3 separate regions of the Homo sapiens genome follow, and regions 2 and 3 are each linked to region 1. Evidence: chromatin loops called from intact Hi-C (ENCODE). Cell type or tissue: GM12878. All regions are shown on one strand.

Region 1 (8,000 bases):
GTAATACTGAGATGGGACTTCTCTCCACTAGCAAGACAATAGGAAAGAGAACTTAGACAAACCCCCTTAGCACTGGCAACAGTCGGCACGGTGCCAGCTGAAAATGGGATGCCCAGGATACCCAAATTTCTCTTCAGTCAACTACAAATGCTTGAGCCCCAACCTGACAATTGGCTGCTTCTGAGCACAGAACAGACAATCTGCACCCCACAGCATGCAGAAAGCCAGAGAGTGAGCACTCTGACTGAATCCAAACCAAACTATCAGGACACAAAATGAGACAGAAAGGATACAGGAGCTATCCCTGGGAAGGAAAAGATCTATTTTAAAAAGTATTCAAACCAAGTCACAATACAGTAAGTATAAGTTCTGAGTGTTTTCTCCCGGAAATCTAAATCTTGGGAAGAAAAGACAGAAAGATGGTCTTACCATCCTCACTTGACGGGATTCTGAGCAGAAATCTGGGAACCTGGCTGCTAAGAAATTTATCTTTGTCAGCATAGTCAGAGATCCTGACATCTTAGCTGCACTTTCTGGAGGAGCAGAGAGTCCCAGCCATCCCATCCTCATCACCAAAATTATTGGGAGAAAACTTTTCCTCATCCAATTTAGTTCCAGTGGTTGAAGGCCCATGAGTTAACTGACAATAGACAGATTAACAGGAGAAAAGATAGGCGATTTACACATACACAGGAGTTCTCAGAGATAATAACTCACTCAATAGCCTGAGATTAAAGGGTTCATATACAAAATTTAACAAAGGGTAGAGGGGTTAGGGCTTCAATAAGAAGGTATGGAAGGTTCTGTTGAGGTTTTTGATGCTAATAGCAATGGACACTCTGTCTCCCTGGCAGCGAAATTCCAGGAAACCCCCTCAGATGGGGGTTAATGGCAGCAGTATTTTCGGGAGGCCCTGCTTTAGTCAGGTAAGTGCAGTCGAGATAACACTTTTTTCTGTATCTTCTTTAGCTCAAATGTTCTCACTTCAAAAATCTTTATGCCAGCTCCAGGGATTTGAATGAATCCCCACAAGACTCAAGACATATATCATCTCAAGAACTTTCAAAAAGGAAAACTTCCTGGTTCCTTTCTAGGGCAAATTTTGAGATGGACAATATTTCTATGACATGCTTGAGAGCTTCAGGAAGGCTCAGTGAAGTTCCTGGTGACAGAGACATCACTGCCTAATACAAATGCACTGTGGGGTTACGGATAAGGTCTCTGCCCAGGATGACATCATCCTGGGCCTCATTCCAGTACTGTAAGCTGTGACTTCTGTGCCCAGAGTGAGGACTGCTGTTTAACTTCGTTAGGTTCTCAAGATACAAAGCCTGCTACTTACCTTCAGAAAATCATTGCACAATATTTCAAGAGTGAAGTCATATCAGGTTTCTTTTTTCTGTTTACTTTTGCCTTTCACTCATCACAAACAGGATAAAAGGTAGACCGTTTATATTTTTGGGTCACAAATTGATCTTATAACTCCAAACACTGACTTCCAGGGAAATTTTGTTACCAGTGGAAATATCTAGACGAAAAGGTGAAATTCAAAGTGCTAATTTCAAGAGGCAGTATCTTTTATAAGTAATATGAATTCGTGCTATTTGTCTATAAGGAAAACATGCTTCCTGTTCAGTAAAGTCATTTTCACAACCTCAGGAATGCTGCCATTATTAAGATAGTTAACAGCATCTTCTAAAAAAATTGTGGACTCAGGTTCATCATTTCAAACAGCTGATACACAATACACAATGTAGAAATTAAAGATAACTTGGCCAGGTGCGGTGGCTCACATCTGCAATCCCAGCTACTCGGGAGGCTGAGGTAGGAGAATCGCCTGACACCCGGGAGGCCAAGGCTGCAGTGAGCCGTGATTGCGCCACTGCATTCCAGCCTGGGCAACAGAGCAAGACCCTGTCTTAAAAAAAATAACCGAGCCACCAAGTGATCCTATCTTAGGAGATGGAAACCCCCATCATAAGAAGAGTAGGTAAATGTCTGCAGTCTAGCCTCTGGGAATGAAATTTCTTAAGGACGGGCTTCATGGATTTGGGGCTCATGAACCTGCAAGAACACTGGCAATCAAGAGAGTAAAAACATAACCAGAAGGGTTCAGAGTTTGGGAAGCTTCTTCGTAGCACTAACTGAGATATTGCTAATTAGTGGCTCTCCAAAATATTATTAAAATAATCTGTTGATTCTGGACAGTCTTTATTAGGGGAGGAGGCTGTCCTGTGCATTATAGGATGTTTAGCAGCATTCCTGACTTCTACCCTCTAGATGCCAGGAGCAGCCCCAGTCATGACAACCAGAAATGTTGCCAGACATGGCCAAATATCCCCTGGGAGGCAAAATCATCCCCAGTTGAGAACTGATGGCTTAAAGTTAATGGAGAACACTATTTACAAAAAATCTCACTAGAGTCTCGGGGTGCAGGTAGGGGATGGAGCAAAGTTGGGAGTATTTTTGAGATTGTGAAGTCTGGATTTTTTCCAATGTGTATCTTTTAGTGTGAGAGCCAGGGAGCCCTGGCTGGGGTCTAGTGAGGACCATAATCTAATCACTTAGAATGGGCAAACACAAGATGAAGATTTTGAGGGCAAAGACTCGGAAATGCTCAAATTTTAAAATTTTCCTTGAATGCTTTCTATTGACGAGTTGATGTGTCTTTGGGGAAATTCCTGGAATGAACAATACAGTTATTTGTAACTGTTATCTTCTTGAGGAAGAGTTTTCTGGAACAGTAAAGTTATGCTGATGAAGATCCTGGAATAGTAAAATCATGTTAACGTAGACTGTGTGGATATAAATACGTTTTAGATCTCAGTGAATTCCTTAAGTTCCTTGATTTTTTGCCCCTGCCCTTTTGCCCGTTATTACCACATTCAGAAAAGCCAATAAAATACAAAAAAAAAAAAAAAGAGACTAAAGAGGCAGCAGGAAGAAGGAGGGGCTCGGATGTTGCTGCTGGGCTCCATCCTGGCTTCACCACACTGACACCTGCATGACCTGGGTGAGCAACATACTTTCTCCAAACCTCAGCCTCTCCATCAATATATGGAAGTTGATAATAGTGACTCCTTCATCAAGTTGTGGTAGAGTTTGAATGAAATAATACATGACCAGTGCCCTAGACATACTATGCACTCAGTGGGTATAAATCAACTGTGTAAAACTAGGAAAACATGCCATCACTATGGTGCTTCTATGCTTAGACCAACATGCCTTTGGGGACTGCCTCATTCTTTCTGAAAACTAAGCAAATACTGGGTTTAAAAGGAAGCAGAAGTGTTGTCTCTGCACCCTAGAAATATTGTGTAGGGAGAGGTGGCTAACTCTCCTAAATCCTTCCACCCATGTTTTTAACTGAGCATGCTCTTGGATCACCACTAAAATGCATGGGGGAATTTAGGCTGTAATTTAGTAATGCCACTGTTTATAAAAGTAGAGGAACAATGAGAACACCATGGCATTAGTTTGGAGTAGGTTAAAAATTACTTTTCTGAAGCTTATCTACTAGAATGTTTATCTAAGCTATTTTTCATGGGACGTTTTAAAGACAATACCTTCCTTCAATAGCCATGACCTTGAATTCATTACATGGTGGAATTCTACTGCTTACTCTCTCCTAATTCTGAAAGCCAGCCATATTCTTCAAGTGGGAGACTCATTTGTACAGTGCCAGGTGCTGATCTAGGCACTTCATATGAACTTTCTCCTTTAATCCTCAGTCTGTAAGGTAAATACCGTGATGAGAAATCTGATACTCAGAGTCAAGCAATACAGTGAGGAGACCCAGCTGACACACAAGTGGAGGCAGAATTTAAGCCTTGTCTAGTGGGCTCCAAAGTCGATGGTTCTACTGCAGCATGTTACCACCTACATGTCTATTTCTCAAAACAGCAACAAACAGAAAAACCCTAAGATAACACATCAAACATCCTAGTCATGGTTTTACAGAGTCTGGGTCCATATGCAGTATTTGAACAGATAAACTGGTTTCTAGTATGTTGGCAAGGAAGGGGCAATCTTGCAAGGTGGATAGATCTAATCTGATTGTAAGGTGACTGAAATAACCAGACACCAGCCTCAGGGAGCCTCATTGCCAGTCCAGTTGTTTGCCTAATTTTAACCAGTGAATGAAGTAGATCCAATCCATTGGTTGACACTTAACTGCTGTTGATGGGGCTGAGAGGAAGAAAAACAAGTCCGTCCCCTCTCTTATATACCATCCTGTCCCCCAGTGCAATCTGAGTGCCGTGTAAATTTGGCAAAGGGATGTTTAGACAGCAAAGGTTATCAACAAAATGGTTATGGGCCAAGGGAATTTCACTGAATAACCCTGTGGCTGGGAGTGACACTGGAATTAATTGTCTCCTAGTGTCCTGAAGAGTAGGCTTCCTAGGATGGTCTCCTTTTTTATGGTGGTGGTAATCTTTTTATTATTTTTCACGGTGGGTGATTCATTAAAAGAACAACTAAATGCAATTCAATTTCTAGGCCTTTGTAAGGTTTTTGGGTTTGGTTTTTGTTTTTTAACATGAACCAGAGTTCTTTTTTCCATCTCAGCTCTGTGAAAATGCCAACTGTGTGATTCTGAGCAAGTCGCCTAATCTCACTAGGGCTCAGTTTCTTCTCTGTAAGAGAGGGATCCACTATGTGACCCCTAAGGTCCTTTCTTGCTTTTAAGTCAAACTGATTCAGATGTTATTAACTGACTAGTGCCCTCTACAGGCAACTTCCTCCACCGTGTAAGAATCCAGGAAGAGGATATTTGCAAAATTCTCTTATTATATTTAATGTTGTGACTTAGTGTGCAACATAATATTTTGTTATGTAATGAACCATGCTGTGAAGCAAATAAAAATGTTAGACTTCATCTAGACCTAATTTTACAGATAAAGAATATAAGGACCACCATGGCTGGGAACTTTTCCAGTTCCTTTGGGATAAGGCTGGGGCTTGGTTACAAATCCCTGATATTCAGCTTAATAGTGTCCAGTGGTGACCTTTCTAGTCTTTTATGGTTTTCTTCAAAACTCTCTTTCCTTCACTTCTCAGATAACATTGGAACTCCGCATTTTCTAAATTTTCTATGTACTTACTATCCTTAACAGTTGATGAACTGTGGATTTTTCCACTAGAGTGGGAAATGGCTGTGTAGAAGTTGCCTGGTAATGATGTGAGCACCTCCTGTGAGGGTTACTTTCTTGCAACCTTTCCTGCTACTGATGTGAAGGTCCTTTACTGACATTGCTAGTGGAAAATGTATGCATGCTCAATATCTGATTGATTCACTTTTAGTTCAAGGACTGCAAAAATTTTTAATCCTTCATGCGGAGACCTACTCAGAAGTTGGGACACATTATTCATTTCTAAGGTGGAGGACGTAGAAAAAATGTCCTGGACAGCTTTCAGTGAAAATCTGGGTCTGCTTAAGCCTGCTTTAAAATTTTCTAAAATGAATTCATGTTTTAATTTTTATTATTACAAAAGCAGCATTTGTGCCTTGTCGAAAGTTATAAATTCAGATAAAGAAAAATAAGAAAACGATAGCACCATATTCCTACCACCCATAGATTACCACTGTTAACACCTGTGTGTATATCCTTAAAGCTTTTTCTATGCGTGTATAAATATACATATACATATTTTTACCAAAATGAGATCATGTTGTACATGCTGTTTGTAACCTGCTTTTTTTAGTTAATGATCTCCATCTTTCCTTGCCAATAAATTTTCATCTTATCTAAAACCCAGTCTGTATTCAAATTCCTCCTGCTCGTCCCCAAAAATGTCCTTTCCAGTTGGTTTGTCCAAACCGAACTCAAACCTAGGGCCCTGCATTGCATCTAGTATTATGTCCCTTAAAGCTCTTTAATCTAGCATGGTTTCTTCCCTCCTTTTATTATTTTTTTCATGAAACTCCTTGTTGAAAAAAACAGGGAAGCTTTCTTTTGTTTTTTTCTCTTTCAGATTTTGTTCTTTACATAAACCAGATTTTTTTTTTAAAATTGCCCAACTTTTTGCTGTATCTTCACCTGCAAGAGATACTGCCTTAATGGTATGACAGATGGTCAACTGCTGAAATGTAAAGATTTTCGTCTAAAATGAAATCTGTAAACCTGCTCAAAAGCCTGGAAAACATCTCTATTTTTCTTTAAGTTTCCCCTCTGCCTGTCCCTCCAGCCCAGAACAAAGGATAATCAGTCAAAACTTGTGTCAGGCCCTATGATAAGCTATAGTGGTGAACCAAACAGCCATGGTCCCTGTCCTCATGGAGCTTATAGTCTAGGGAGGGAATCTGACCTTCAGTTAATCATTAACATTAAATGCTTAATTAGGTGATGACAAAGACAAATGCTGAAAAGGCAAAGGATAGAGTATAAGGTGTCCAGGTGTGAGAGGTGGCTCAGGAAATAAAGGGGCCTTGTCTGGTATATTACAGCAGCCTTTTCCAGAGAAATGGCATTGAGATTAGAACTGGTTAAGAAGAGAGGAAGGAGAAGACTGTTTCAGGCAGTGAAACCAGCATTTGCCAAGGTGCTGAGGTTTAGGAGTAGTTTCTAGCATGGCTGGGATAAAGGGGATTAGGGGAAAAATGGAATGAGATAAAGCTGGAAAGGAAGGCATGCAGCAGCTCATTCAGAGCTTATAGGCCATGTGAACAACTTTGGGCTTAATTATGTGGGCAAGGGGGAGCAATGAAGAGCTCTGAGATTTATATTTTACTAAGATCAGGCTGACTATTGTGTAAAGAGTATGTATTAGTTCGTTTTCACACTGCTGATAAAGACATAACAGAGACTGGGTAATTTCCAAAAGAAAGAGGTTTAATTCAACTCACAGTTCCATGTGGGTGGAGAAGCCTCACAATCATGGTGGAAGGCAAGGAGGAGCAAGTCATGGCTTACATGGATGGAGCAGGCAAAGAGAGAGAGCTTGTTCAGTGGAACCCCTCTTTTTAAAACCATCAGATCTCATAAGACTTATTCACTATCACGAGAACAGCACGAGAAAGACCTGCCCTCATGATTCGGTTACCTCCCACCAGGTCCCTCCCACAACACATGGGAATTCAAGATGAGATTTGGACAGGGACACAGCCAAACCATATCAGAGTACATGAAAGAGATAGGACTGGGCACGAATTACCAGTTAGAAGGCCACTGTGGTTGCGCCACTGAGAGATGATAGCTTGGCCTAAAGTAATGGCTGGAATGGATTGAAGAGGAGTGATTTCAGAGATATTTAGTGAATCAGCAAGTGGAACCAAAAAGACTTGAGGACTGATTGGATGAGGAGAGGTTAGGGAGAGGTAAAGGAAGGAGAGGAGCTAAGGATGATATATCTGTCAGCATTGTTTCTGTAGGGGTGATTGCAATCCCATTCAAACTGGCTTAAGCCTAAATGAAAATTTATTGATTCAAGTGAAGGAGAAGTCCTTGGGGTAGATCAGATACTTCATATATGGCTGGATCCAGGAGTTCAGATGATGTCTTCTAGAGTAGCTCTCTTTTGAATTCTTTATCTGGTGTAATGGCTTCACTCTCTGGAAAGCTCTCCTTGTGGTGGCAAAATAGCTGCTGGCAGCTCTAGGTTCACATCCTCAGAGGTTAGCAACTCCAGAAGAAGGCAACTTCTCAATAGTTTCAGGAAACTTCCTAGAATTGAGCCTTATTGGCTAGTCCTGGGTAACATGTTTACCCATGGAGCTAACAGGTAGGATTAATCTCACCTGGAGTAAAGACATTGTGAGCAGGAAAGGAAATTTGAAGAGCTATTCCCAGTACAAAGGTGAATGAGTGCTAAGTAGGCAAGAATGACAGTACTAATAAGGAGTCCAGGTAACTCTGAGGATTTTTACAGGCAAAACTGAGTGGATGGCGGAGGGATGGGGGTAGGGTTTATTCATTGAAGGAAGGGTAGAGTGTTGAGGGGAAAGATCACAAGTTCAGGTTTGCACATGTTCTTTTTGAGGCCTATTATCACATGGGGAT
Region 2 (8,000 bases), 80 kb before region 1:
AATGCTATGCTAGCACTCACTTGGGTGCCTCTAATGCCAATTATACCTCACCATTTGCATTTGTTGTCTCTGGCACAGATGATAAAAAGAGAAAGAGAAGTATTGTTGATTGTACATTCAAATTAACACAGCATTCACAGGGACTTGGGTGTGGTGGCAGATGCAAATCAAAAAGTCTGGTTCTTGATGGGTTGGGGATAGAAGTGGAGAGCTGCAGGCTAATCTACGTGGGGGATTTCTTTTTTCTTTTTGGATGGGTCAAATGTTTCAATTCCTTTCATGCTACTGATACATGCAGGTGCATGTTCATGCAAGAGCAGCATTTCAGAGACAGGTGTGATGATTTTTACATTTTATTCCTGGTTTTTTTTTTTTTCAATAAGGAGAAGCAATAAAAAAAGTCTCTCAAGATCATTTGCTTCTTTCCCCCATCAGCAGCCTATTTAGAGGGCTGTCAGAGTCACAAGGGACTCCTCATCTCTAGTCCCAGTCCATGCAATCCTTATTTGCATTTGCACACCGTGTTCCATATCTGGGACCCATAGAGAAGGCAGGAGGGAGCCAACTAGGACGAGTCAGGGAAGTAGATAGCAAAAGTGAGGAAAGACTTTGGAAATGAGCCATACCTGGAAGGTGTATGGGAATGGGATGCAATTGTATAGAAAGAGAAGAGCTTTTGTGATGAGGGCCTAATTATAAACTGGAGGGAGAAGAGGGTGTTTAGCGTGTATTGTCTGAGGGGCAGAGCACATTCATGCTCACTCTGTCCTCCAGGAGACCTAGCCAGAAGAAAAGGACTTCCATGGCAGGAGAATGGGTGGAGTTGAGACATAAAGACTTTCCTGACCATAAGGATTGAGAAAGATTGCTTCAATTCTTTTTCCAGACCATTAATATACTGTGTATTTTAGATGAGCAGTTTTCTTTCCATTCTGTCAGAACGCATTTCAAACTAGATATAGGCAATGAATTGGTCTCTCAATAACCCTTCCAAACTTTTCAGCCAGAGCATGCATTCTATCATGTTTAACTTTTAAAAAGATTATATACATATATTTCTTAACTAAAGGAAAGTAGAACATTTTACCAACACAACACACTGAAATATTTTATTATCTTCATTTTAAGAAAAGGGAAACCAAAACCTTAAAAACTTAAATATTCTTCCTGCTGTCCCCTACTCCAACATGTAAGCAGAATAAAAAAAAATTTGTGCAGGCATAGAATTTTCTATCATTGACTCTAGATTTGAGCTCTGTAAGTGGAGGCAAATATAAAATATAACTTAAATTTTAAAATTACCATACCTAAATCTTTCTTAGTTATAATCACCTCTATATCAAATTATTTTCTTTTGCTAAGAATGAGTAATATTCAAGGCAATCTTACAGCTAACCATTTCCTCTTTTCCAAGACAAATCACAATACCTGAATGGTAAAATCAATATTGTTCATTTCAATCATGTTGCTGATTATGGAGGGATATAAGATAGAGGGATAGGTTCTGAGATGGTGGGAAGGCTGGTAAAACTCGAGGTGTTCAGAAAAATGATGTACCTAGTGTAAGATAATATAAAGGGTTTGTTTTTAAAAGTGGCTGAGCTTCAAAATCAAGTCAGCACTTACTTATTAAGTCCCCATTGTGTATTTTCAGAAAAAAAAAAAAGTATAGCTGCTGCTATTAGAAATCTCAGTCTGTGAAACAACTGAAGGCCAATCCAGGATTCGATTCAGGGGATAGGTTGGAAGAATTGCCTCTTCTTCCTGCTCTGCACTTATAACTACAGTGTTACAACATTATATAGATTTGCCTCCCTGCCATGAAAATCGGAATGCAGTGGCCCTTTGCTTCCAAAACAAATATGAGTTTAGTTTCCCAGCATTTCCCGTCTTTTCCAGGAGCTCGGTTTTGAACAAGATTAAACATGCACACAGCTGAAATCAAGCTGGGTACTATGGAAATGTTGAAAGAGTGGACTTAAATCCTAGCTCCTCAGGACGGTCTAGATTCATTCCACAGCAAATATTCCTCACAGCTGCTGCTCTTCTGGTAAACAGAAGAGAGAAGAAGAAATAAGTTATTATCTGCCTGTTTAAACTGTCCCAAACTGAGAGACTAACACGTAGTACGGGTGACATGCAGCATGAGTTTCTTTTTCTACAGGATTTTGTTTGTTTTGTTTTAGTTTTACCTGACTGGAACTTGCCTTCTGGGGACCTTAAGTTCTAAATGAAGAAAAAATAATTTTATTTATTAAAGATTCAATTTTGCTTCTAAGAGTTTAATCAGAGTCTCTTTCTCCAACTTGAATTCCCCATTCACCAAGATTCCTTGTACTGTTGGTAACTGTCATATAAGAGAACCGTTTTTATATCTAGCAAGACCTCTTTGTCATCTTTAAGGATAAGATTGATTAAGAGAGAAGAGAACCAGGCAATGTGCATTTGGGAACTTATTATTACTCTCAAAGTTCTGGTTGTCTGAACCTCTGAAAGATGACTGATGCCCCGATCTCAGCTCAAAATACACAGAGACATCGTGTTTGGTGGAAGACACCTCAGAGATCTGCTGACTAGCCTCTTCATTTATTATAATTGAGAAAGCTGAGGTAAAGGGAGCATCATATTCTTTCAGCATTTTCCTTAGAGTGATTTAGTTTTGCTTCCCACTATGTGACTTAAATGACTCAAGAAGTCTTGCAAACAGATGTGCGCAGGTAGCAAATCCATGACTAGCATGGCTACCAGCACTGACCACAGAGCAACAGAGAAGGCAAATGAGGTGGTCATCGTTGAATTCAGTTTAGAGGTCAGAATAAGGGCATTCTTATCATAGATTGCTGAAGGAAAATGATATATCCGCAAAGTCACTACTCTACAATAGGTTATTTTTAAGGTCCCATAAAAAAAGCCCATGATTTAGAAACAAGGCTAGATTGCGAAGTACTCTTATTTTAAGAGGTTCCCAGGCATTTGGTGGTGCTCTTGATCCCCACATCCTGGGTTTTGAATGATTTTTCCCAAGCAAAAAATTGGCTTGCCTACATGTGTGAGCCACCATATCTTTTTTTTTTTTTTTTTTTTTTTTTTTGGCCAATAGTCATATCTACTGTTACTGCAGGACCTGAGATTCAAGCACAATAAGAGGCTATACCAGGCTGACAGAGAAGGACAAGAAGTGGTAGTCAACAGAGATCCTGTGGCTGAGCTAGCAGGAAGCCACAGAGCAGCAAAAGAGTGGGGTCTGATCCGGCCTTGCTATTCACTGTATCTTCTACAAACAGCATCTGCCTCTTTTGGGAGCTCTGTAGAAAGGCAGAACTTGCATTTTAACAAGCTCTTCAGGCGATTCTTATGCACATTAAACTTTGAGGAGTAGTGCCTGGTCCCACTCCCAGAGAGTCTGATTTAATAGGTTGGGTTTGTGGCCTGGGCACAAAGACTTCGAAAAGCTCCCCAGGGGATTCTAAAGTGCAGTGGTGGTTGAGAACCACTGCCCTGGAGCTTGAGGTTATGGCCACAAGCACTGGATATGAGAAAGCAATGGGCAAATGAGCTTGACCTGAGTAAGGGCAGCTTATATTCTTGTTCTGTTTTTGATGCAGAAATCTCCATAGGAATTTAGAGAAAGGGCTTCTTCAAAAGAAAATAATGGAGAGAAAGCAAACCCAAGAAGAGCTGGGGAAGCAGACAGGGAAAGGTCTCTGCAAACAACAGTAGCTGGGATTCAATGAATTCATACATGCAAAGAAGTTAGAACAGTGGCTCACACATAATAAAGGCTTTATAAATGTAGGCATGTTGGCTGGGTGCAGTGGCTCATGCCTGTAATCCTAGCACTTTGGGAGGCTGAGGCGGGCAGATTGCCTGAGCTCAGGAGTTCGAGACCAACCTGGGCAACATTGTGAAACCCCATCTCTACTAAAATACAAAAAATTAGCCAGGCTTTGTGGCATGCACCTGTAGTCACAGCTACTTGGGAGAATGAGGAAGGAGAATTGCTTCAACCTGGGAGGCAGAGGTTGCAGTGAGCTGAGATTGTGCCACTGTACTCCAGCCTAGGCGACAGAACAAAACTCCATCTCCAAAAAAAAAAAAAAAAGAAGGCATGTTTTTGTTATTGGTATTCATGGAAGATATGGGCTTGAATAGAGAGATACTAGACAATACTGGTCTTCATTTAGTATCTCCTAGGTGCCCAGCCCTTTATATTCATTATCTCATGTAATCCTCATAAAAGTCCTTTCAAGAGAGTATTATTATACCCATTTAGCAGGTAAGAAAACTGAGACTTACAGAGATGAAACATACTACCCAAGGTCACAGTTCAAACCCAGATCTTCTTGAGTCTAAAGCACCATTTAACTTCAACCAGGAGGAAGGTTATCGTTGTCGTCCCCAAGAATGTGGAGATTACCATGTGGTTGGAGAGTAGAAAATGGAGGGGAAGTAGGAATGATCTTGATAAATCCCAAATGCTATGTGTTTACTAGGTCCTGCTTCCTCCCAGTTCCCAGGCTCTCATCCAGACTGCTGCCCAAAAAGCAGTTATAAATTATTGCCTTTGGAATAAAGCAAAACTCAGTCATGCCAGCAAAGCTCATGGCTCTATTCAAAGGAGACATCTTGCCCCTCCCTGGCTTAGCACATTAAGGCTGCACTCCAGCTAGTAAGCCTCCCCAGCCAATTGCAAAGGAGGGTGGAAAAGTTGAGAATTACAAAGGGGTGAATACTGAGCCCAACACATTTTATTACCAAACTGTTAGAATTAGAAGAGGGTGTATATCAGATGGGCTAAGAAAACACTAGTAAGCACTTGGACTGCGGAACTGCAAAAGGATTTGCAGTAACAAAGTCTGATAAGACGTAGCTAGTATGGATTTGTGAGGGCAGGCCTAGCTTGAAAGAACTCACTGGGTTTGTTTTAGTTTTTTTTTTTTTTTAGAGGAATTACTGTTACAGGAGATAAAAGGAAAAAAAGGCTAGGATTATATTTACCTAAAATGACAAAACATTATTTGATAAGGTTGTACCTTAAAGTCAATTGCACCAGGTAAGAAATTCTGGTAGGGGGCAACTGAGCTTAACGGGAAGATAAAATGCTCCCCAAACAGGAAACAAAAAAAGGGGAAATAAAAGGTAGCATCTTCAGCTGGAAAAAAAAAAATCTACCCGTGAGCCTTCTCCTTCCTAATTCTTCTTTCAATAGCTATTTATGGGATGTCTCTGTTGTGCCAGGCATATCTCAGTGTCATAGGCACTGAGATAATCAGTGAACCAAAGAGACAAAAACCTCTGTCCTCCTGGAGTTTGCATTGTAGTGGGCATACAATAACCTGTGTACCCAATGCTGTTCAATTTGGGGCATGAACCTCTATGTCATAAACGCAACTGTATCCCTGAAATGTTGCCACAGTTCACTTAAGAAGAATCAAATGCAAATAGTTGGACAAACTCTAGAATTATTTGTCAGAAATGTCTCCTACCCCACCAGAGGCTACATGGCAAGTCTTCTTGAATTCCTTCATTTCCAGGTTATAATTAAGGGATACTTAAAAATACAGTTGTCCCTTGGTATCCTTGGGGAATTGGTTCTAGGACCTCCCACAATACCCAAGTCCAGTGATGCTCAAGTCCCTGATATAAAATGGTGTAGTATTTGCATATAACCTATACATTCTCTCCTATACTTTAAATCATCGTTAGATTTCTTATAATACCTAATACATTGTAAATGCTATGTAAATACTTGCTATAATATATTGTTTAGGAAATAAGAACAAGAAAAAAAAAGTCTGTACATGTTCAGTAATGTTTTCATTTTGCATATTTTTGATCTGTGGTGGGTTGAATCCTTGGATGCGGAACCCACAGATAGAAAGGACCTGTGGTATTCAGTCCTTTACATATTGTATTCATGCACCTTTGTCCCATTGGAACTTAAGAGTCCTTGAAGGCAAGAATCATGCCACCTCTTTTGTTTCCTACATCTCTGGGCTTGTGGGAAACAATTCTCTACCCTGCAAATGTCATTGACTCAGTCACCGGTTTCCATAAACTAGAGGAAACCACAGAAATAGTCACAACAACATCTCTAAGCAGATGAAAGATTATTACGATAAGACTATGGTAAACAGCTCTCCATCTTCATGGAGGCCAGAAATGGACAAAATGGATGTGAAGATTGCTCTGTGCCAACAAAGTTCTATAAGGACATCTGTAGATTTTTTTTTTCTACAGATGCTTAAAATGGAGACAATTCTCACGAGCCAAAGGAGGTTTGGGGATGGAGGCTCAGGCTCATAAAACCAGATCACGGTAATAATTTCTCATGCCAATTCAAACTTTTGATAGCTACTTTAAAAAGGTGATGTTAGCACCAGGAATTTGAGTTTATGGCAGATTGTTTGGGAATTAAGCCCTCTAAAGAGGAGACTTCCAGTGAGGCAGGCATGAAGTCTGTCTGGAAGACGGAGCTTTGGCATGACTGAGCCAGACTATGCAGTGGATTAAGCAAGCTTTGATAAACTATGGTGACCCTGAAGCCCTGCTGGCCAATATAGGATGGCAACTGTAATGGGGTTCTGAAACCATCCTTAAAGTTAGTCCTGAGAATATCCAGCCTTCACTTTGGAAAAAAATATCCAAAAGAATGTGGATATGATCCACCATTGCCGTAGAAAAGTAGGCAACAGTACATGGTCTAGCAACTTAAAGCAAACAGATGAGTGCCCCCAAAGACAGAGAGGATTTTCCACCTAGCATTTGTATGGGCTGTGATAGTGGAAGACACGCAAGACTTCAAGTGATGCTGCTCAGCTCTGAGCCAAGTGTCCAAAGGCGTAACTGTCAAATGTGTGCCTTTTCTCTCTCCCCCCATCCCTGCTGAACTCCTTGTCCTGCCAAACACCACACACAGTCAGCCGAGCAGTGGAATTCTTGAGAAACTGACACTTCCTTGTTCAGTACACTCAAGCAGATTTCCTGACCAGTTATGACACTCTGATATCTGTTTGTACCACACTTCAAAACAGCAAGTCTGTCCACAATGATCTTGTCTTTGAAACTGTCCACTTTAAATATTGCCTTATAATTTTACTGTGTCTACTTTTGAAGACTGAAAACCTCCTAAAACAGGGTATGGGAAGTACATTGCAGTTATGATTGGTGCCCTCGCCTAGATTACAAGTGTGGAAGTTACTTCTTGAGGCCTCTCTTCTGGGCATCTCATGTATCATGTCTTCCATATATCAGAGGCAGAAATTGGATCCCGAGTCTTGTAACCCAATGGCTGGTATTCTTTTTGCAATATCATAGTGCTTTCAAAGTTAGCAACATTCTCCTTAAATTCTCTGCTAAATCATAGTGCATTTCTTAGTTATGTCTGTATAAGCTTAACATTCTCCTCCCTATATATCGATTTTTTTTTAAGTCTACATTGGCAAGCCATCTTCTGCCCTAAGCCCTAAGATCCTAGAATCTCATGGCATTTCACCTTCACAGGACTTTCCTTGTGCCATCCTTCCAGGCCAGGAACAACCATCACTCTGGACCTTTCTGTTCCTGAAGTCATGGGATGCCTGGGCTGGTGAGGTCCTCAGACATCATCATGCCAAATGACCCCATTTCACATTGGGTAGAAATCAAGTACAAGGAAATACTCAGTTGCACAGGGCCCATGACTCACAACTTACATCCTTTCTACTTTACCAGGCTGTCTTTTACAACTCCAGTCTCAACTTGAAATTACCCTGAGTACATTCTCTGTGCTCTATTCTCTGATTGCCATGATAGAGGTAAAGTACCCAGAGAAAAATTACCCAGAGAAAAATTCTAACTGGTACATTTCCTCAATAATATATTGTCACTCTGAAATGACAATGTTTTAACCCAGTAAAATGTGCTACTGCACAGATGAATAGTGTGATTAATGAGTGGTAGGAATTCTGGGTCCTGAGGCAGATGGAAGAGAGTCTACAGATTGAGTGGCTCTTTTCAAT
Region 3 (8,000 bases), 550 kb after region 1:
CATCTGCCTCCCAGGTTGAAGCGATTCTCTTACCTCAGCCTCCTGAGTAGCTGGGACTACAGGCACATGCCACCATGCCCAGCTATTTTTTTGTATCTTTAGTAGAGACGGGGTTTTACCATGTTGGCCAGGATGGTCTTGATCTCTTGGTCTCGATCTCTTGACCTTGTGATCTGCCGCCTTGGCCTCCCAAAGTGCTGGGATTACAGGCATGAGCCACCGCACCTGGCTGTTTTTTGTTTTTTTGTTTTTTTGTTTTTTTTTTAAAAAAAAAGAGGATGATGCAATAAAATACTATGTAGCTCTTGGGAAAAAAGGAGTTAATCTAGATTTACTGATACAGAACAATTTGCAGTTCATCATTTCATGAAAAAGCAAGGTGCAAACCGTATACAGTATGCTTCTGTTTGTGAGGGAAAAAGATATATAACCAAATATCCTACAATTATACATACACAGAGAGAGAGTGGATATTTGTATATGTATAGAATTTGTCTGGAAGGGTGGGAGATGGTGGCTCACAGCTGTAATCCCAGCACTTTGGGAGGCCAAGGTGGGCAGATCACCTGAAGTCAGGAATTTAAGACCAGCCTGGCCAACATGGCAAAACCCCATCTCTACTAAAAATACAAAAATTAACCAGGCATGGTGGCATGTGACTGTAGTCCCAGCTACTTGAGAGGCTGAGGCAGGAGAATCACTTGAACCTGGGAGGCAGAGGTTGCAGTGAACCAACATTGTGCCACTGCACGCCAGCCTGGGTGGCAGAGTGAGACTCCATCTCGAAAAAAGAAAAAAAAGAGAATTTGTCCAGAAGGATATACAATAAAGAGCAACTGTCTCTGAGGAAGGGACATGAGGGACTCAGGAATGGAAATTGGGCGGGGGGGGTTTGTATTTGGTGCCTTGTTTTTCCCTTAAAATTTGTACTATGTGCACAAATTATCTCTTCAAAAACTAGTTAAATGAGTGCCTGAAAGAGGACCCCATGACGCTGCCAGTATTGCATCATATCTGCAATAATAAGCAACACACTATTGCTATCATTTTTGCTAAAGATTTTGCTGAAATCTTGTATATCAAACTTAGAGACAAAGGAAATTAAACGTAGTTAAATTAGACTTTAAAAACCAATTCTCTCCCCCTCCCTGCTCTGCTATAGACAAAAGGAAAAACCTGAAAAGTTTTCAAAACCTGCATAATCCATTGCTTGTTTAGTCATTGGCACAGCTGCGTGATACAATGGAGAAAACGAGAAATGTTCCCAACTCTTCCTTTGGAAATTTGCCAGTATCATCTCCAAAGTATCCTTCAGACGTTATCCACTTATGTTTTTCCAGTGTACCCACCAGCAGAGTTCCCAAGCACTTTAACAAGAGCTGTATTTTGAATCAAAAGCATGAAGCGGGATACAAACCTCAATATTGCCCTAGTTTAGTAAAACATTTGCCTCGGGTGACAGCAGAAAAGGAAGCTTAGTCCTTCTGATTCCTAGCTAGGAAAGACAGGAAATGTGTTTCCCCCACATATTTTCTTTGTTGCTTCAGTTCCACACATTCTATAGTTATGCAACCCCCATGTGGTGGATCAAAGATGGCTACAAATTCTTTGACACTCCTCTCCTGTGGAGAAGGGATCTGTTTCCATTATTCTTGATTCTGGGCTGTCCTGTGACTGCTTTGACCAATGGAGTATCACAGAATTGGTGCTATGCCAATTCCAACCCTAGTCTCTAAAATAACCGGCAGAGTCCTAAGTGAGCCACTATGTAAGAGTCCAACTGGCATTCTAAAGAGAACACGTAGAGATACTCTAAGACTACATCGAGAGGGAGAAGGGCACAAAGCCTGTCAGCCATTCCTGTCAAGACACTAGGCATATGAGGGAAGCCATCTTGGATGCTTCAGCCCACACCAGACTGTTAAGTGACTCCAGTCAATGCCATGTGAAGCAGAAGAATCACCCAACCAAGCACTGAGCAAATTCCTGACCAAGGAACTTGTGAGATAATTAAAATATGGTTTTAAGACACTAAGTTTTGGGGTAGTATGCTATGCCGCAATACATAACCAAGACACCACACTATCAAAAATTAAACACTAGCATCTGCAAACCTTTAATACTCAAAATTCAATCTTTCCTGAATTACCTTAGATTATTGATAGAACAATCTCATGCCAGGCAGACACAGCTACTAGGAGAAGGGGCCAGGTTCAAGTTAAGACAACAGAAGAATTTTCCAGCACCTCCTTTCCAGCCAGAGATAAGTCTCCATTGGCCAGTACTGCCAGACAGAACTCCAGAGATCATGGCCAGGGATCCTGGAGTTTCTCAGCTCACACAGGACCACCATTTCTCAGGGTGTCATTTGACCAGCCCCAACCACTCCAGTACTCTGCCCATGTCCACCAATGCCATGTCCACCACCTCATGGGTGTCACATGTGGTTATTCCTGGAGGTAGGTTAAGAACCAGACCCTCAGCCAGGTGTGGTAACTCACACCTGTAATCCCAGGACTTTGGGAGGCTGAGGCAGGCAGATCACTTGAGGTGAGGAGTTCGAAGTAAGTCAGCCTGGCCAACATGGTGAAACCCCATCTGTACTAAAAATACAAAAAATTAGCCAGGCATGGTGGCTTGAGCCTGTAATCTCGGTACTTGGGAGGCTGAGGCAAGAGGATAGCTTGAACCCAGGAGGCGGAGTTTGCCATGAGCCAAGATCAAGCCACTGCACTCCAGCATGGGTGACAGAGAAAAACTCTGTCTCAAAAAAAAAAAAAAAAAAAAAAAAAGAACCAGACCCTCTACTCCAGCCCTTGCCCTTTCAGGCTGGGATGAGGGAAGGAGGGCTAAGTCTTGGAAGGAGAGATTCCTGGATTAACTTCCTCAGCCCACAACGACTGGCAGTTGCCACCCACTCCAGCCATGTGCCTGTTCTCACCCACCCACAGGGTTGCCAAGGCCTGAGGGAGGTGGCACTGGCAGAAACCATAATTAGGGATTTCATCATATACTTTAGCTAGAATTGAGAACAAATTCTTCCTTACAACATGCAAATCTATTGTTCGACTTTCAAACATCCAACTAACTTTCAAACACATTTTTGGGAACCCATTAGATACGTAAGGAAGACACTACCTCTTCTGAACTGTAGACATGGCCTTGAAATTCAGACAAGAGCATGTCCAGGGTTGACACAATAATGGAAGATTCAAAAAACACGTGATGAAAGAGAACATGGAGGTCAGCAAACATGGTCCAGCAAGGTCCAGGTTGCACCAAGGCAAGCACAGACCCAGAAGCTATGAGGGAAGGAAAGGGGGAAGTACAAAGAGGGTCTTCATCCCTCCTGTGTCCCTGGCTTCAAAGGAGTGAATTCCCATTCAATTTCATAAAAGACTTTTCACCATTTCCTATATAGACAAATTAAAGCAGCAAGTTGACCATCTGAATAATCTATTGTTATAGATCAATGTCTGGATATTACTGGGGGAGAGAGGTGTTTGAGCTTTGAGCTTTTTCTCAAAGGCTAAAGGGACAAATTTTAGGATTTTCCCAAATTATCTCAATAATTTTTTCAACCCTTCACTTCAGACAAAATATTTAAGGAAATGCTATTTCCATAGTATTCTTGGGTCATACCTATAGAGCCACAGCCAAGGGAGGGGCACAGGAGGGAAGAAGGAGGGGTAGAGTCACCCAGATTACCTGTCTGGTTGCTTAGACTGGTCCAATTTCACTAAGAATCACACAAACCTCTTCATTCCTTCTGCTTTGTTCACCTGACCTTTTTCAATTTCTTTTTCCTTTCTCCATTACCCTAAGGGAGTAATCTAGCCACTCTGGCTTTCTTTGCATGCAAAATGTAACAGTTCCTTCTTTCGTCTTTCAGATAAAGGCAGTCTTGGGGAGGGGAAGAGAAAAGTGCCTGGCTTCTCCAAATTAGCTCTGAAATAAAAGTCACTGCCAGATGTTATATAAAAGGTGACGTAATCCTAAAGTACTTCATTACATATGCAGCTCTGCTGTTCAGCCCAGGAGGAGTTTATTACATTTTGTCGATCCCATTTTCTATACCCACATCATTTTTACATAATTTTTCCTGCCTGACAGACATCTTCACATTTTCACAGCAACCCATCAAGATAGCGTTACAACAGCACAGGAAACCAGGCTAGCAGTTTACAAATAATGGTGTTAATAAGTCAGATTTGTCCCTGAGATACAAATCAGGAGTAAATGGTCTATCCATGTGTGTGAAAAGCACATCTATTTCAGAATAACAGGGAAGAAAGCAGAGCACCATTTCAACTGGCACCGTGTTCCTTCAGAACACGTACCAAACCTATTCGACAAGTAGGAAAATGGAGAAATGTCAATCTAAAGTTATTCTTGCAATTCTTTTCGTTTTCCTAATAAATTCTTGGCTCAGAGTGAAATAGATGACCATGGAAAATGCATTAAGATCAAACTTCCTGCCTTTTTGGATTGCACAAAATTTAGAAGAAAATACACCATTCGTACCAATGAAGTATCTAGCTACTGAGATGCTTTAAGTGCAAACACTGAGAGACACTTCCTCCCACTCGCCAGGTGCTAAGCATCCTTCCCTGTCTCCCTGGGCACTCATGGCCCCACTGCCCCCTGATGGTAAAAAGCAGCAGTGCAGGCTGGACCATTCTTCAAGGAGGATTGACAGACTGGAGTGGACGGTTCAAAGGCATTTGCCTTAAGGTCAGTGTGAGAGGCCAAAGACACTGAGCTCCTAGTTACTAGTCAGAAACAAACTTATGCGACTCAGAATTCCAGTGGGATAAGAAAATGCCTGTGACTCCCACCCCAAGGAATCATACATAGAAGGAAATTTCATCTTTAGAACCTCCTTCAGCCTTAAGGAAAGATCCCTGTAAAAATGAACTTTGTGTTTTTAAACAGTAATTATAAACTTAGAGTAATGGAGGTTTTATTCTTTTATAAGAGTGGGACTTGGATATAGGAGAAGGGGAGATGTAAAGGCTTCATGGAGGAATTTTGACCCCCTCCCTTCCACTCCCACCCCCTCACTGCCTAGAAAATAAGAGGTATTAGCAACTAGCCCCAAAATAAATGTACCTAATGTCATACTTTTATCCAAAGTCATCACATTCCATAGTTCTACAAGTAGTTTGTTTCACAGGTTCAAATTTTCTTCTCCTTTTTAAAGCAGTTTTTCTTTATATCAAAGTAATTCATGCACATAGTATAAAGAGTCAAACTGTTCTACAGCAGTCCAAGCAGTCCCTACCTCGTGTTTCCTGCTCCCAGAAGGCAGATACTTCCAGCTCTTTTAACTGAACCATTTACTTTTTACCTCTATATCTCTAAATGTCATGTTCATGTTGCTGCCTCTTGATTTTTTAGTTTAAGCTTCATATATTGACTTTGCACTATGGAAGATGACTTCATAAGTACCCGCACACACATACACAACCCCACCATACATATATACTTCCCAGTATAATTTTGGTAAGAGCAATAATCAATATTTATAGAGCTATAACTATTAAATTCTTGACCACAAAGCCATGTGGTATATCCTGTTCACATTTCCTTTCCTGAACAAGTTTATATTTTCCCTGGAATTAAAAAAACAGTCTTTTCTTCACATGCTATGTTTTATATGTATTGATTATATTAGTTTCCTAGGACTGCCATAACCAAGTACCACAAACCAGGTGGCTTTAAACAACAGAAGTTTATTGTCTTATAGTTCTGGAGACTAAAAGTCTAAAATTAAGTTATCACCAAGGCCATGCCCTCTCTGCAGGCTCTTCCTGCCCCCTTCAGCTTTTGGCATTTGCCAGCAATCCTCAGCAGCCCTTGGCTTGCAGATGTGTCACTCCAATCTCTGCCTTGTTACTTGTTATATGGCCTTTTCCTTTTTTACTTTTTTTTTTTTAACAGGGTCTCACTCTGTTGCCCAGACTGGAGTGCATTGGCATGATCATGGCTAACTGCAGCCTCAATTTCCTGGGCTCAAGCCTTCCTCCTCCCACCTCAGCCTCCCAAGTAGCTAGGAGTACAGGTACATGCCACCACTTCTAGCTAATTTTTTTTTTTTTTTGGAGAGACAGGGTCTCACTATGTTGCCCAGGCTGGTCTCAAACTCCTGGCCTCAAGCAATCCTCCCACCTCAGCCTCCCACAGTGCTGGGTTTACAGTTGTGGGCTACTGCACCTGGCCTATGTGGCCTTTTTCCACGTGTGTGTCTGTCTTCACATGGCATCTCTTCTCTATGTGTGTCTGTCTCTGTGTCTCTTCTCTTGTTATAAGAACACCAGTCATCTTGGATTAAGGGCCTACTCTACTCTTGTATGACCTCATTTTTAACTGACTTCTTAATTATGTCTACAAAGACCCTGTTTCCAATAAGTCATGTTCCCAGGTACCCAGAGTTAGGACTTCAACATATCTTTAGTTGGAGGTGGCAGCGAGAGCACAATTCAGCCCACACTGATCTCCACTAATTTATCCCCAACTCTGAGCAATTGTCTAAGTCTCCTCTGAGTATATTCAAACATTATCTATTTTCTATCAATCAGGTTTCACCTTCTGTGTCAGTTCACTCTCAAATGGGCTTTCTCTTTATAATTGGCTACAACTACAGCACATATCCTTTCAGGTTCAAGTGGAAAAACAGGACATATTTCTCCCTCAGTAGCCTCATTGGCTCCCCAGGATCACATGCCAATCTCCAACCAGTCACTATAGGCAGGAGAAGACTGCACGCATGTGACTTAATCCTGGGTTATATGCTCCCTAGATAGAGCTGGGCATAAGACCAGCTTTATTTTACTAAATGACCTGATCCTGGAGAAGAGAGGATTCCACAAAGGGTGAATGGATGGATACTGAACACCAAAACTAAATTAACATCCACTACTGCAGCCTGTTAGAAAACACTTTAAGAGGGGTCATGTTCTCCCCAAGACTGGAACACAGATTTTGTCCTTCCAGAGAATTTCATAATAATCTCTTCCTTCCAGGAAGTTTCAGGAAGCAAAAAAGATATTGAACAAAAAATACATTCAGATCTACATTTTCTCCTTTTTCTGCTTTCATAGAGATTAATCTGGTAATATCTGAGGGAAAAAATACATGTCACTTTAGTACATTTTTACATCCTAAATTGTTTGGAGAGAAGGTACTTATTATCCCAAATACAAAATGTCATACACACGGAGGGAAATATCCTCTGGTCAAATCCCCATGATTTCAAATAGAATGACGCAGAAAATAAAAAATTCCAGCCAGGCAGGCAATAACCATCCTGTTCATAAAAACGCTCTCCTGCTGAGATGCCACAAGAAGTTTTCTTCAAATGAGCTTTCACACTGCAATCTAGTTGTCCAACATCATCTCTTGCCATCTGTGAAGAGTTTGGGAAACAATGGCCTCATTCCCCTCTCCACCTGACAGCATCTGCCTCTGTGAAGGAGTTCAGAAATGGTGAACTTTGAGTTTTCTTTCCATCCGTTTTCCTTTCTTTTTTTTTTCTGCTTTTGACCTAATTTTTTACATTTTTGAACTACAGATCACAAACTTTAAACATTAACCTTGTTCACTGGAACAGATTGCTTGAATCTAAGAAAAATTAATGATCTTTTCCTGTCAGAGCACTTCGATCAAAGCAAAACAAAGAACATAGGAACTAAGATGACAAAATCGAAAAGAAAAATAGGGGAAAATGGGAGAGGATGGAGTCAGAAGGAAGCTAGGAAAAGAGAAAGCCAGAGAAACCAAGGAATAAAAAAAAGTGGATATGACTCAGAACCATTTAAAATAATTTTTTTTAAAGTGGAGGGAATAAAAAAGATGAGAAAAACCCTAACCTAGGCTTGAGGACCTGCACTGTGGCCAACTGCTTCAACCCAACCCTGTGCACCTGTCGGGGTGGCCTCTCTGGGCCTCAGTCTTCCCCCACTGGGTGGAGTGACCCAACACATCTCCTGAGCCCCTTC

Evidence for each region. Hi-C counts contacts between places; a loop is a spot of excess contacts. Peaks named below come from ENCODE experiments on the same cell type or tissue, not always from the same donor. Only the 100,000 strongest peaks of a DNase experiment are listed, where the experiment ranks them.
Region 2: a loop joins it to region 1, with 2.7 times the contacts of the local background. A loop is called at or near these places in 3 of 110 quality-filtered maps.
Region 3: it touches region 1 in a loop (5-fold over the local background); 8 of 110 quality-filtered maps call a loop at or near these places.

What each region holds. Positions count from the first base shown.
Region 1 is chr5:68,455,621-68,463,620 of GRCh38, forward strand. The region is part of intron 3 of LOC105379013 (a long non-coding RNA gene); the gene reads right to left. Among named protein-coding and RNA genes, the nearest start is that of PIK3R1, 240 kb to the left of the region's middle. In GM12878, a CTCF peak has its summit at 4,738 (motif pointing left); no DNase peak of the experiment used is centred here.
Region 2 is chr5:68,375,190-68,383,189 of GRCh38, forward strand. No RefSeq gene overlaps it. Among named protein-coding and RNA genes, the nearest start is that of PIK3R1, 160 kb to the left of the region's middle. In GM12878, no CTCF peak of the experiment used is centred here; DNase peaks (open chromatin) are centred at 2,752, 3,302 and 3,372; H3K27ac peaks cover 258 bases; H3K27me3 peaks cover 278 bases.
Region 3 is chr5:69,003,319-69,011,318 of GRCh38, forward strand. All of the region lies in intron 1 of LINC02198 (long intergenic non-protein coding RNA 2198), which reads right to left. It overlaps LOC107984116 (a long non-coding RNA gene), which reads right to left and starts at 3,867. Exons shown (of 3, transcript XR_001742709.2): 1 at 3,709-3,867. In GM12878, a CTCF peak has its summit at 4,647 (motif pointing left); a DNase peak (open chromatin) is centred at 4,613; H3K27me3 peaks cover 5 bases.